Regions from separate parts of the Homo sapiens genome. Here all the other regions are linked to region 3. The links are chromatin contacts, found by Hi-C or POLR2A ChIA-PET in ENCODE. All regions are on one chromosome and are shown on one strand. The core of a region is the stretch at or near the end of the contact, and the rest is flanking DNA. Distances in the headings are between cores, read along the strand shown. Region 1 holds the start of METTL26 (methyltransferase like 26). Region 2 has its middle 3.1 kb from the start of NPW. Region 3 holds the start of TELO2 (telomere maintenance 2).

Region 1 (3,565 bases), core at 852-3,351, 860 kb before region 3:
CACTGGGGCTTGGGCTTTGGTACAAGGTCACCAGGGAGTGCCTGTCCGCCCCTGCATCCCCAACCAGCTCCATCCTGCCTCAGCAGCTGTCTCGGCCCCAATCCCACTGCCCGAGCTCCAGCAGCAAGGATCAGGACGTCCCAAGCCCTTGACCCCACAGGAGACCCCGTCTCCCACCCAACCTCACAAGGTGCTCCTAGGAGGAGGTGGGGCAGACACCAGCAAGCCGGCAGCAGGACATGCTTTATTCTGAGCAGGCTGGGCCCTTCGGCCAGCGGCTGAGAGCACAGACTGGGTGGGGCTGTCGTCCACAAGGTCCGGCCTAGGGAGGCAGGGTTCGTGCCTCACAGAGCCTCCGGCAGGGATGCAGGTGTGCGGGGGTGAAGGAGGGGCTTAGTTTTTCCGGAAGATCAGGCATTTGTTGTTGGCTGGCATGTCCACCTGGAGAAACACTTTGCTGGAGGACGGCCCTCAACCCCTAGAGAGGTTGCCTGGGCCCCCGCTCCCCCACCTACCATCCTCTCCAGGAGCAGGCCACTGGCCTTTCCCAGGTCCTCCAGGAGGGCTGTGTCCCGAAGCCCCCATTCTGGGTTCCTGCAGAGGGTGGGGAGATGGAGTCATGGCCTGGGGGGTGCCACCCAAGCCACCTGCCACCTGAGCCAGACCCCCCGCCTCTAGCTCTGACCTGCATCTGAGCATCAGGTCAAAGTCCACGTTGCTCTGGGGGGAGATCTTCCCATTGATGGCATAGGGCTGTGGGCATGGGGACACAGCCCACTGGACCAAGGTCGGGGTATTTCCCAGAGAGCCTGGGACAGACTTGCAGGCTGGGGTTTGGAGAATGAAAGGGCACCCCCTCCCTGTCCCCAAGAGGGAGTCAGCCAAGGCCAGCCTGGTGGGCAAGGGGGTAGGGAGGCTGGCAGATGACCCAGGGAGGGGTACAGACTGGAAGTGGAGGGGAGGCCGTGCTGGTGGCTGGGCGGGGGGCAGGGAGCCCAGGAGGGAGGACTCTCAGCAGGGCAGGAGACAGCAGCTAGGACTGGGAGCGGGAGGCCCGCCGTGGACAGGCCCACTCACCCCGTAGGTGATGAGCAGGGCCCTGGGTTTGAGCAGGTGTCCTGCTGCTCTGAAGAGCCCCTGGTGAGTAGGAACAGGACGGCAGTGAGGTGCTGCCCCCAACAGAAGCCAGGCCCTGAGGCTGGAGACCCTCACCCCGACTGTGATGGGGGAGGCTGGAGACCCTCACCCCGACTGTGATGGGGGAGGCTGGAGACCCTCACCCCGACTGTGATGGGGGAGGCTGGAGACCCTCACCCCGACTGTGATGGGGGCAAATCTGGCATCCCAGCTGCCCCCATGCAGGGTGAGTGGTGCCACGGCAGACACCCATGCTGGGCTCCCCACAGACCTCCGTGCAGCGCAGGGGGCTGACATGGGCCATGTTGATGCAGAGCAACAGGTCCAGCGACTGTGGCAGGATCCCGCCCCAGTGCTCCCAGCCCCACGTCACGTCCAGGTGTAGCGGGGCCTTCACGTTGGTCAGGCCCTGGGCTTGCGTGGTGGCCGCGATGCTGCAGGAGGCGAACGCTTGGGTGGGGGCCGAGTCCTGTGCACCCGCCTTTCCGACGCCCCCACAGAATTTCTTAGGGGAGGCTGGGGGGCACGTTGAGGAGCGGAGACCAAAGCGGCTGGGAAGGGGGACCCCGAGGTCCACCCACTTCCGCAGCCGCGGGGGCCGCACAGCTAGGGCCTGCCCCGGGGGCACCCCCAGGCTCCCACCCCGCACCCTCAGAGCCCGAGCCGCATCCTTTTCCTCCGGGGCTGCGGGCCGTGGGCTCTTGAGGCCCCGGACCGCCGCACCGATAGAAGTGGCCGCCCCGGGGGCCGCACCTGTCCAGGCAGCGCTGGTCCACGTCCGACGGCTGCCACTCGGCCAGGGGGAAGGCCCGCGCGAAGTGCGCTGCGTGCTGGCCGGAGCCCGAGGCCACCTCGAGGACGCGGACGCCACGCTGGGCCGGATCCAGGTACTGCCGCAGCACGTGCAAGATGGGATCCTTGTTCCGCTCCGCGGCCGCCGCCACCAGCATCGCGGCAGCAACAACTCCCCGCCGCGGACGCGGCGCGGGTCGCGTCGGGGGCGGTGGCCGGGCTTCCGCGGGGCACGTCGGGAGCTGTAGTCCAGATACCGCGGGGCACGTCGGAAGCTGATAAACTACAACTCCCAGGAGCACGCGCGCCTCCTGTTAAAGGACCAGCAGTCGCCAGAGGCACGGTGGGGAGCGGCTCAGCGGTGTGTGGCGGTCCCAGGCAGGGGACTGAACGGCGAGCTTGGCTTGCTGGTTTACAGGCGCCTCAGCTCAGGCACCCTGTCGCCCATGGCCGTCCAGGGTTTTCAGGGCACCTGTGTCACTCTCCGAAATTTGTGTCAGCGCTGCGCCAGACTGGGCGCCTTCCCTTGGTTTCGGGTTTTCTCTACTTTTAAATTTCTGGCGTTAGCGAGAGTTCGATGTTCAAATGGGAAAAAAAACTAAGTGCGCCGCCCGGGAATCGAACCCGGGTCGCAAGAATGGGAATCTTGCATGATACCACTACACCAGCGGCGCTGTCTAAGACAGTTGCTGCCCGCGGAGACAAGAGACTGTGACGCGGGAAGTCCTCCGGGCGTGCGCCGCCGCTGGCGCCGGGCTCAGCGCAAGGGAGCTGGCGACTGCATAGGAGGACCCAGCTGGCGGGACCGCGAGGGTAAGAGTCTCGCGGTGCCCCCCAGTGCCGGAGGGGAAGGAGCGGGCGTGAAGGACGCGAGCTGGAGGACAGTCTCGATTCGGGCCTGAGCCGTGGAAGCCGTTGGCCTTCGTGAGCCGATGGGGGCGAGGCCCTGTCGGGGCGGGGCTGGGGAGAGGGCGGGGCTGGGCTGGGGCCCCCTGTTGGTCCGAGTTTAGGGCGGGGTTGCCGGAGGGGCGGGGCCATATCGGGGCGGGTCCGAGAGGGGAGGCGGGGCTGGGGGGCGGGACATGAGTGTGGACTGGCGGGTTGGGGCGGGGCCAGAGCGGGGTTGCGGCAGGGGCGGCAGGGGCGGCAGGGGCGGCAGGGGCGGCAGAGGGCGGGGCGGGCGGTCCCAGCCTGCAGAACTGGGCGGTCTGCGGGAGGGGCACGAATAATGCCCCAGGGTTTCTCTGTGACACTGGGGTAACAGCACCAGCTCAGGGCCCACGGATAGCGTGAGGGGTCGGTCGGTGACCCCCGAAATCAAGTCACAGGCCGCGATTTATGTGCGCCCGAGGGTTGGGGTCCCAGCCTCAGAGCCGGGCTCTTCTCCAGAAAGTGCCAAGCGCCTGGCTCTGCATTCAGGACTGGCTTAGCGCCTTTGCTGAGCCGTTTTTCACCAATGGGAACCCCATATCGCTCTGGCTAGGGCAAGGACGTTGGAAGGGGTAAACCAGGGAGGGCCAGTCACGTGGCTCAGGGTAGGAGAGTGGCTTACAGGCTGCCAGTCTGGGACTGGGAACGCGGGCCATGGGGGGCTCAGGGAGTCAGGGGTCAGGGACAACCCTGCCAGGAGATGTTG
Region 2 (3,978 bases), core at 1,415-3,914, 530 kb after region 3:
GCAGATTGATTAAGAACCCCTGGTCCCCTTCTTCTGGGTCATGCCCCGGGAGGAGGGGCCCCTCCACCTGAGCCCCACCTTGCTTCTTGCTTTTTTTTTTTTTTTTTTTTGAGATGCAGTCTCTCTTTGTTGTCCAGGCTGGAGTGCAATGGCGCGATCTCGGGTTACTGCAACCTCCACTTCCCAGGTTCAAGCGATTCTCCCGCCTCAGCCTCCTGAGTAGCTGGGATTACAGGCACCCACCATGATGCCCAGCTAATTTTTGTATTTTTGTAGAGACAGGGTTTCACCATGTTGGACGTGCTGGTCTTGAACTCCTGACCTCAGGTGATCCGCCCACCTCAGCCTCCCTCCCAAAGTGCTGGGATTACAGGCATGAGCCACTGCCCCTGGCTGCTCCTCTGCCTTTTTTTTTTTTTTTGAGACGGAGTCTGGCTATGTCGCCCAGGCTGGAGTGCAGTGGCGCAATCTCGGCTCACTGAAAGCTCCGCCTCCCGGTTTCACGCCATTCTCCTGCCTCAGCCTCCCGAGTAGCTGGGACTACAGGCGCCCGTCACCTCGCCCAGCTAATTTTTTGTATTTTTAGTTGAGACGGGGTTTCACCATGTTAGCCACGATGGTCTCGATCACCTGACCTCGTGATCCGCCCGCCTCAGCCTCCCAAAGTGCTGGGATTACAGGTGTGAGCCACCGCACCCGGCCTGCTTCTCTGCCTTTTATCCCCCTCTGCATGCACTTCTGGTCACTGGCTCCAGCCCCCCCACATAAATGTGCCCTGCCATCTTGAACACCGAGGACCTCCATCCACCAGGCCCCCTCCAGTTCCCTTCCCAAGGGTCTGGGCCCCTCCTCCCTCCCGCTGCCTCTTCAACCCTCTCTAATCTTCCCTGGGACTCCAATGACTGTCCTGGACCCCAAACCACCAAGGTCACATGCCCTGATGCAGCCCACCCTTGGAGCCCTCCTGTGGCCATGTGGCAGGGTCCCCCCTTGGGGCCACCCAGCAAGCATTGGGGGAGAGGTGGTCCTGGGCCTGGCTCCAGGATGCCTCTGTGGAACCAGCTCCCCACCCCCACTTCTAGAAGCCCCCCTCCCCTCACTGGTAGGTCCTTTCCATCTCCAAGGTGTGTCTGTCTCCCAAATGTGGGTGCTTTTTATCTCCACCCCTTCAATTCTTTTTCTTTTCTTTTTTTTTTTTTTTTTTTTGAGACGGAGTCTCCAGCCCATGCTGAAGAGGCACTATCTCGGCTCACTGCAACCTCCGCCTCTCTGCCTCCCCGGCTCAGATGATTCTCCCACCTCAGCCTCCCCAGTAGCTGGGATTACAGGTGCCCACTACCACGCCCAGCTAATTTTTGTTTTTTTTTTTTTTGAGACAGAGTCTTGCACTGTTGCCCAGGCTGGAGTGCAGTGGCATGATCTCCGCTCACTGCAAGCTCCGCCTCCCGGGTTCACACCATTCTCCTGCCTCAGCCTCCCGAGTAGCTGGGACTACAGGCGCCCACCACCACGCCCAGCTAATTTTTGTATTTTTAGTAGAGACGGGGTTTCACCATGTTGGCCAAGATGGTCTCGATCTCCTGACCTCGTGATCCGCCCGCCTTGGCCTCCCAAAGTACTGGGATTACAGGCGTGAGCCACCGCGCCCGGCCAACAGCCAATTCTTATGGAGCCCTTGGTTCCATCTAGCCCTCCCTCCGGCTCTGTGCTGGGTGAAGAGGTGGTCACACACCTCACAGGGCAACTCATTCTCCTGCGAGCTCATTCCTTCCCACTCCTGCCCCTGTTCCTCACTGAACCTGACCTCTAAGAACATGGATGTCCTGACCTCGTCACCACCACACCACGCCTCAAGGGCTCCCCACTGCCTATGGGACGATACCCGTGCTCTGGCAGGGCTGGCTCTGTCTGCTCTCACCGCCCCTCCCACTGCCTCCTCCCCCTTCCCCACCGCCTGCTCCAGACTGCAGATTCCAGGACAGCCCGGGACCTCCCCCGCCGAAGGAGGACTCCAGGGCCCCAGGCTGGGTTAAATGTTCTTCCTGGGGCTGCTTCAGCTCTGGCCTCCCCTTGCGCAGGCCAAGGTGCTCAAAGCTCTGTTCTCGCGGGGCTGGCGGGGGGGCGTTCAGTGATGTTCCCTGGTGCTTGCCTGGTCCAAGATGGGGAGACAGAGCCCATGAGAGGCTTCTCTGCCTCCCCCACTCCACACCCTTATTCCCCTGCAGCGCAACCAGGCCTAGGGCGCCAGCCTCACCCCAGTCCCCACCCCACAGGACTGGATCGAGTGGAAGGAAGCCAGATGGGCAGGATCCTGGGGCAACTCCTCGCACGATGCAATGCCACCAGTTCCGGCCAGGTGGCGCTGCGCGGCTACTGTTCCGGGCGGTAGCGTCCGACTCGCGCCTCCAGCAACGGGCGGGGCTAGAGCCGCAGTGGGCGGGGCCACGACGGGTGGGCGGGGTCGCCCCGTCGGCGGCAGCGGTTTCCTGCCTCTCCCCACTCTTGGGTCGTCGCAGTCCCCCGGCCTTCTCTCTCTGTCTGGTCTGTGGGTCTCTGTTGGTCACCTCCTTCTGTCGCGCTGGCTCCGCCTGCTCCAGTTTCAGAATGTAAAGAGAGGCATGGTGCAGCCTGAGGGAAGAGGCCCTAGGCGCGGTCTGGTTATGCTTGAAGGGCCATTAATGTCCATTAGGAAGCCCCGCCTGCCTGAGCAGCTCTGGACCATTACCGGGAGTCGGAATAGTGGCCCCACCCCCAGACAGGGCCCCAGGCCACGGCCACACCCCGGAGCCCCGGTCCAGGTCCAGGCTCGGGCTCCCTGAGATCGCTGGGACCTTGCTGGAGGGATGCGGGTTCAAGGCCCGAAGGAAAGGTCCTGCCAAAACAGGAGTGCACGGGCGGCCCCCACCCCGGTGGACCCCCCACCGACAGCCCAGGGGAACGGCTGAGACCTGCTCTCCCTCTGCTGGATAGGACCCACGCCTGGGTAGCATGCTGGCAGGCGTGGGTTAAGGGGGTTGGGTGGAGAGTTGGGGGATCTCCCAAGCCTCTGATTGCCTCTGCCTTGACTTTCTTCCCTCCTGCTGGGGCCCGGGGAGCCCACGTCACCCACACCCCATCTGCACCCCACAGAACCAGGAAAATAAAGTCCACCCTCCTCTCGATGCTGACCCTACTCCCTCCCGCCCACCTCCCTAGCCCTTTCTTCGAGACACCAAGCACTTTGCGGCCCCTGAACACCTTTGCCCAGGTGCTTCCCTTCGCCTTTCTCTGCCTCCAGCGCAGCACCCATACGGGCCAAGGTCAGCCTCGGACCAGGGCTGAGAGCTTCCGGAGGCTGGCTGGAGAAGAGGCCTGGGAGGGTTTGCCCCCGAGAGCTTCTAGGTCACCCTTCCTCGCCTGTTCCTCCAGGCCCCTGGACTCACTGTCCCCTCTCACTGACTCTGCACCTCCTCTGAAATCGTGACCTCTGGTTCCTCTCTGGCTGCCTCATTCCTCCTGCTCCCTGCTTTGCTAGGCCCACTTCCTTTGTTGCCCGGCCCTTTGCTACTCTGTTACCCTCCTCAGCTCCTTCATGGCTTTGGGGACTCTTTTGTTAACTCTGTAGCAGCAGTGTGTCCGGTGATATTTCCTTGGTTCCTGGCCCTGGTTGTGACCTCATGTCCCTTGTGGCCCCTCCCTCTGCCATGCTGTTCTCCATCCCATCTTTTTTTTTTTATTTGTTTTTAAATTATTTATTTATTGTTTTTGAGATGGTGTCTAGCTCTGTTGCCCAGGCTGGAGTGCAGTGACGCAATCTCAGCTCACTGCAACCTCCGCCTCCTGGGTTCAAGCGATTCTCCTGCCTCAACCTCCCCAGTAGCTGGGATTACAGATGCCCACCACCACGCCTGGCTAATTTTTTTTGTATTTTCAGTAGAGACGGGGTTTCGCCACATTGGCCAGGCTGGTCTCGAACTCCTGACCTCAGGTGATCCACCC
Region 3 (3,980 bases), core at 94-2,593:
TTTTAGGAGAGACGGGGTTTCACCATGTTGGCCAGGCTGGTCTCGAACTCCTGAGCTTGTGACCCACCCGTCTCGGCCTCCCTAAGTGCTGGGATTAGAGGTGTGAACCACTGTGCCCGGCCACTGGCTCTTATTTTCTTACCCTACCGGTTTTTTATTTTGATTCCTTTTTTTTTTTTGAAACAGGGTCTTGCTCTGTTGTCCAGGCTGGAGTGCAGTGGCAGTGAACATGGCTCACTGCAGCCTCAACCTCCCGGGCTCAAGCCATCCTCCCACCTCAGCCTCCTGAGTAGCTGGGATCACAGGCTCATGACACCGTGCCTGGCTAATTTTTAAATTTTTTGTAGAGACAGGGTCTCACTATTTTTCCCATTCTTGAACTTCTGGGTGCAAACGATTCTCCCACCTCAGCTTCCCAGTGCTGGAATTACCGGCGTGAGCCACCGGGCCCGGCCTCTGCCAGTTTTTCTGCTCGAGGCCTGTCACCTGGCATATTTCGTATGTACTTTATCTGTTCCCCCGATAGGTGAGCAGGAACTTTGCATCATTTGTTGCTCAGAAGGCTTGGTGCACCAAGCAGGCATTTAATCAATGTTTGTTGAATGGATAACTGTTCCCCAGCTTTTCCCACATCCATCACTGCTGAAATGGCGCCTCTTTAGGTGTCTTCCTGGATTGCCCCCTCCACAAAGATGAAGCCCCCCACACTCCGCTGCGGTGTACAGAAGGCACTGCATGTTGTAAATGTTCAGTGTCCGGCTGTCCAGCCTGGCGGCCACAGCCAAAGGTAGTACCGAGCCCTTGAGATGGGGCTAGTGCTGCAAGGGAACTGGACTTATTTAACTTCAGTTAATTTACAGAGCCACATGCGTCTAGCGCTTACCCTACTGGTCGCAGTTTTTATTCCACGACCCGGCCTCATTTACGGAGCTGCAATTGTTCAGATCTGACATGATCTCAACTGCTCTTTTACTTCCTTGTGTACCGTGCGTTTCCCTTACTGGCCTCTGACCCTTGAAAGCAGAGCCTTACATCCGGGGAAGACGAGCCAGGCCTGTCTTGGTAAACATCTGCCTTAGAGCGAACGCTCGGCGTTCTGGAGAGAATGTGGGACCCGAGGCGGAGGGAAGAGACGGCTGACATCACTCCAGGGTAGGGACGACCGAGATGGGAGAAACTAAGGCGAGAACCCACCACCCGGGCGCAGCGAACCCAGCTCGCAGCCACGTGGGGAAGCGCGGCCCTGCCCTCAGGCCCCGCCCCACTCACGCGTCAGGCCCCGCCCACCCCACCGCCCCCCGCTCCCGCGTCCAGGCTCCGCCCCGTCCCCGCGCAGCGCAGGCGCAGATGCGCCCTCCCGCCTGGCGTCCTCCGCAGATTCGCGCTGAGAGGCCCGCGGAGACCCGCCCCAGAGGCTCAAGAAAACCCGCGGGAGCCTCGCCCGGACCCAGGAACTCGTGCTCGGGGCCAACCGGCTGGGCCGCGATCGCGTTTCGTCCGGGGCCGCGGCGGCCGTGGGGAATCGGCTGCAGCGAATCGGTGGCGCGCGGCGCCTGAGCGCGCTGCAGTCACCCGGGAGCCGGGTCCAGGTCGGGTTGGGGGTCGGGGATCGGGGATCGGGGGTCCGGTTGGGTCGGGTTGGGCTCCAGGTCTGGTTGGGTCGGGTCCAGGTCGGGTAGGAGTCCGGTCGGGGTCCGGGTACAGGTCGGGGTCCGGGCCTGGATCGGGGGCGGGTCCGCGTGCGGCTCCTCTAGCCCCGAACCCGTGTTCCCCGTAAGCTGTTGGTTTCTAAGGGGCGGAGGAATGGCGACTGGAGCCACCTCTCACCGCTCAGGGAGCCGGGAGGGCCGGCAGCTCCCGCGGGCCGAGTTTCCCGCCTTGGGTGCGAGGACGCGTGGGGCCGCGCTGTGCCCGGGGAACACTCACCAGCATCTCTAGCCTCCACCTCCCTCTCGCGCCAGTGGCACTCCCGGTTGAGACAACTGAGAATGTTCCCTGGGCACAGTGGCCCGGGTTGAGAAGCCCTGCAGTGGCTGGTAGCGTTGGGGTCCGAGCGGAGGAGCGAACTCTGGGTGGAAACCGGCAGGCACTGGAGGGGAAGGAGGCGGGACAGGGTTGGGTGGGACCAGGGTTGAGGGGTGTGGGGTCTCGGGGCGCTCACCGAGGGGCTTCCTGAGCTTGTGTGGATTATTTCCGTGCCCCAAGCTGAGCCCTGTGTCCATGTCACAGGTCGTCTTCCCGTGACGCCCAGATCTGTCCTGCAGGATGGAGCCAGCACCCTCAGAGGTTCGACTCGCCGTCCGGGAAGCCATTCATGCCCTCTCGTCTTCGGAGGATGGCGGCCACATCTTCTGCACCCTGGAGTCCCTGAAGCGGTATCTCGGTGAGATGGAGCCTCCAGCGCTCCCGAGGGAGAAGGAGGAGTTTGCCTCGGCCCACTTCTCGCCTGTCCTCAGATGTCTTGCCAGCAGGCTGAGCCCAGCCTGGCTGGAGCTGCTGCCCCATGGCCGCCTGGAGGAGCTGTGGGCCAGCTTCTTCCTGGAGGGCCCGGCGGACCAAGCCTTCCTGGTGTTGATGGAGACCATCGAGGGTGCTGCGGGGTGAGTGGGCTGGGCCCATCCTGGGGTTGCCGGTAGCCTCAGAAGTGATGAGAGTGGCTTGAAGGACTGGACCAAGAGCCTCTCTAGTCCCTGTGAGGGGCTAGAGAGAGAGCCTGCTCCTGGCTGAACCCCTGAACAGAAGAAGCGGTCTGTGTCTGTCTCCTTTGCGACGGGAGGCACCTGCTGTGTCTCACAAAGTCCCCCACTTGCTCCCCGTCCGGCTGTGTCAGAGAGGGATGGGGTGGGAGTGTTCACATCCCAGGCGGCAGAGGCAGCCCGTCAGCTGGGGACGTTCCAGGTTTTCCAGGGAAGCACAGCTGTCATCACTGACACGTGTCCCATGTGGACTCCCAGCCCCAGCCGGCTCCCAGGCTCAGCCTCAGATCACACTGCAGTCCTTGCCGGGACACTGCATCTTGAGAAGCTGGGTTTTCAGAGGTTGCTGTGATCAAAGCAAGCACTGAGTTATCCGCGTCAGCAGCAGGGGAGGGGTGTCCAGTGAGACTCCAGGTTGGGGAAGCCGCTCAGGGCCCCGAGAGCTCTCACACAGTAATCGCAGTTATTTAGGAATGGATTAACAGATTTTCCCATCCGGCTTGTGGTTTTGGACTTCACGCTGGTTATGTTGTTGGGGCTGCCCGTGTAATCCGGGCTGCTGGTTCCTTGTGGCAGGAAGGGGGCCCCGAGGATGGGGGTTGGCGGCTCTGCCCAACACGCCCGTATCTTCAGCCCCAGCTTCCGGCTGATGAAGATGGCGCGGCTGCTGGCCAGATTCCTGCGCGAGGGCCGGCTGGCAGTGCTGATGGAGGCGCAGTGTCGGCAGCAGACGCAGCCCGGCTTCATCCTGCTCCGGGAGACGCTGCTGGGCAAGGTGGTGGCCCTGCCCGATCACCTGGGCAACCGCCTGCAGCAGGAGAACTTGGCCGAGTTCTTCCCCCAGAACTACTTCCGCCTGCTCGGCGAGGAGGTCGTCCGGGTGCTGCAGGCGGTTGTGGACTCTCTCCAAGGTGAGGCCCTGCCTCGGGGACCCCCTTTGCCACCCGTCTTCTTGGGTCCTCGTCCCCTGCCACCCTCTGGTGCCTCACGGCCTCTGGAGACTTTGGAGTCTCTGGTTGATGCCGTCAGGCAGGTGGGGATGTCCCTGTCCCGCACAGTAGTGACCGGCAGGGCTCATCCGCTGTGGGCTGAAGTCCGCTGCCCTCCACGCGGGCTTCTCTTGTCCCTGCAGTCCCTTGGGTTTCCAGGGCCCAACTGTGCTGTGGTGGCCAGGTGGGGGATCTCGAGGTTCTCAGGTCTGGAGGCAGACGCTGGCGGTGCCCTGGAGAGGGGGTGCTGTGGGAACGGCCTTGCCCGCTGCTGGGCTGCAGGGCCCCGTGAGCG

Evidence for each region. Hi-C counts contacts between places; a loop is a spot of excess contacts on that map. ChIA-PET counts read pairs that join two places held with the same protein, here RNA polymerase II (POLR2A). Pooled maps may share reads with other maps.
Region 1: a loop to region 3 is called in a pooled map, with 9 times the contacts of the local background. The contact joins the promoter of METTL26 here to the promoter of TELO2 in region 3. A Hi-C loop is called at or near these places in 3 of 37 single-sample maps with no recorded cell type and 3 of 50 pooled maps. POLR2A ChIA-PET finds 5 or more read pairs at or near these places in 2 of 52 experiments (H1 and PC-9).
Region 2: a loop to region 3 is called in a pooled map, with 4 times the contacts of the local background. The contact joins the enhancer-like site here to the promoter of TELO2 in region 3. A Hi-C loop is called at or near these places in 1 of 50 pooled maps. POLR2A ChIA-PET finds 5 or more read pairs at or near these places in 3 of 52 experiments (H1, Panc1 and WTC11).

Annotation. Positions count from the first base shown.
Region 1 is chr16:634,204-637,768 of GRCh38, forward strand. It overlaps METTL26 (methyltransferase like 26), which reads right to left and starts at 2,102. Exons shown (of 6, transcript NM_032366.5): 1 at 1,891-2,102; 2 at 1,409-1,571; 3 at 1,078-1,137; 4 at 686-753; 5 at 516-594; 6 at 227-441. The coding sequence starts at 2,087. The coding sequence ends at 394. TRG-CCC2-2 (tRNA-Gly (anticodon CCC) 2-2) reads right to left here and starts at 2,603; the gene lies at 2,533-2,603. LOC100287175 (a long non-coding RNA gene) reads left to right here and starts at 2,749. Exons shown (of 4, transcript NR_149003.1): 1 at 2,749-2,853. RefSeq lists enhancers at 1,042-1,701, 3,132-3,565 and silencers at 1,764-1,943, 1,994-2,113.
Region 2 is chr16:2,020,932-2,024,909 of GRCh38, forward strand. No RefSeq gene overlaps it. Among named protein-coding and RNA genes, the nearest start is that of NPW, 3.1 kb to the left of the region's middle. RefSeq lists a cis regulatory region at 1,677-3,366 and a silencer at 2,366-2,545. Within about 2 kb of position 2,665, at least 19 of the 41 ENCODE cell types and tissues checked have a DNase peak (open chromatin) inside an H3K27ac peak, as active enhancers do.
Region 3 is chr16:1,492,017-1,495,996 of GRCh38, forward strand. TELO2 (telomere maintenance 2) reads left to right here and starts at 1,344. Exons shown (of 21, transcript NM_016111.4): 1 at 1,344-1,589; 2 at 2,230-2,600; 3 at 3,330-3,607. The coding sequence starts at 2,266. RefSeq lists enhancers at 1,002-1,051, 1,149-2,049, 2,951-3,851, 3,852-3,980 and silencers at 1,262-1,351, 1,522-1,571, 1,582-1,781.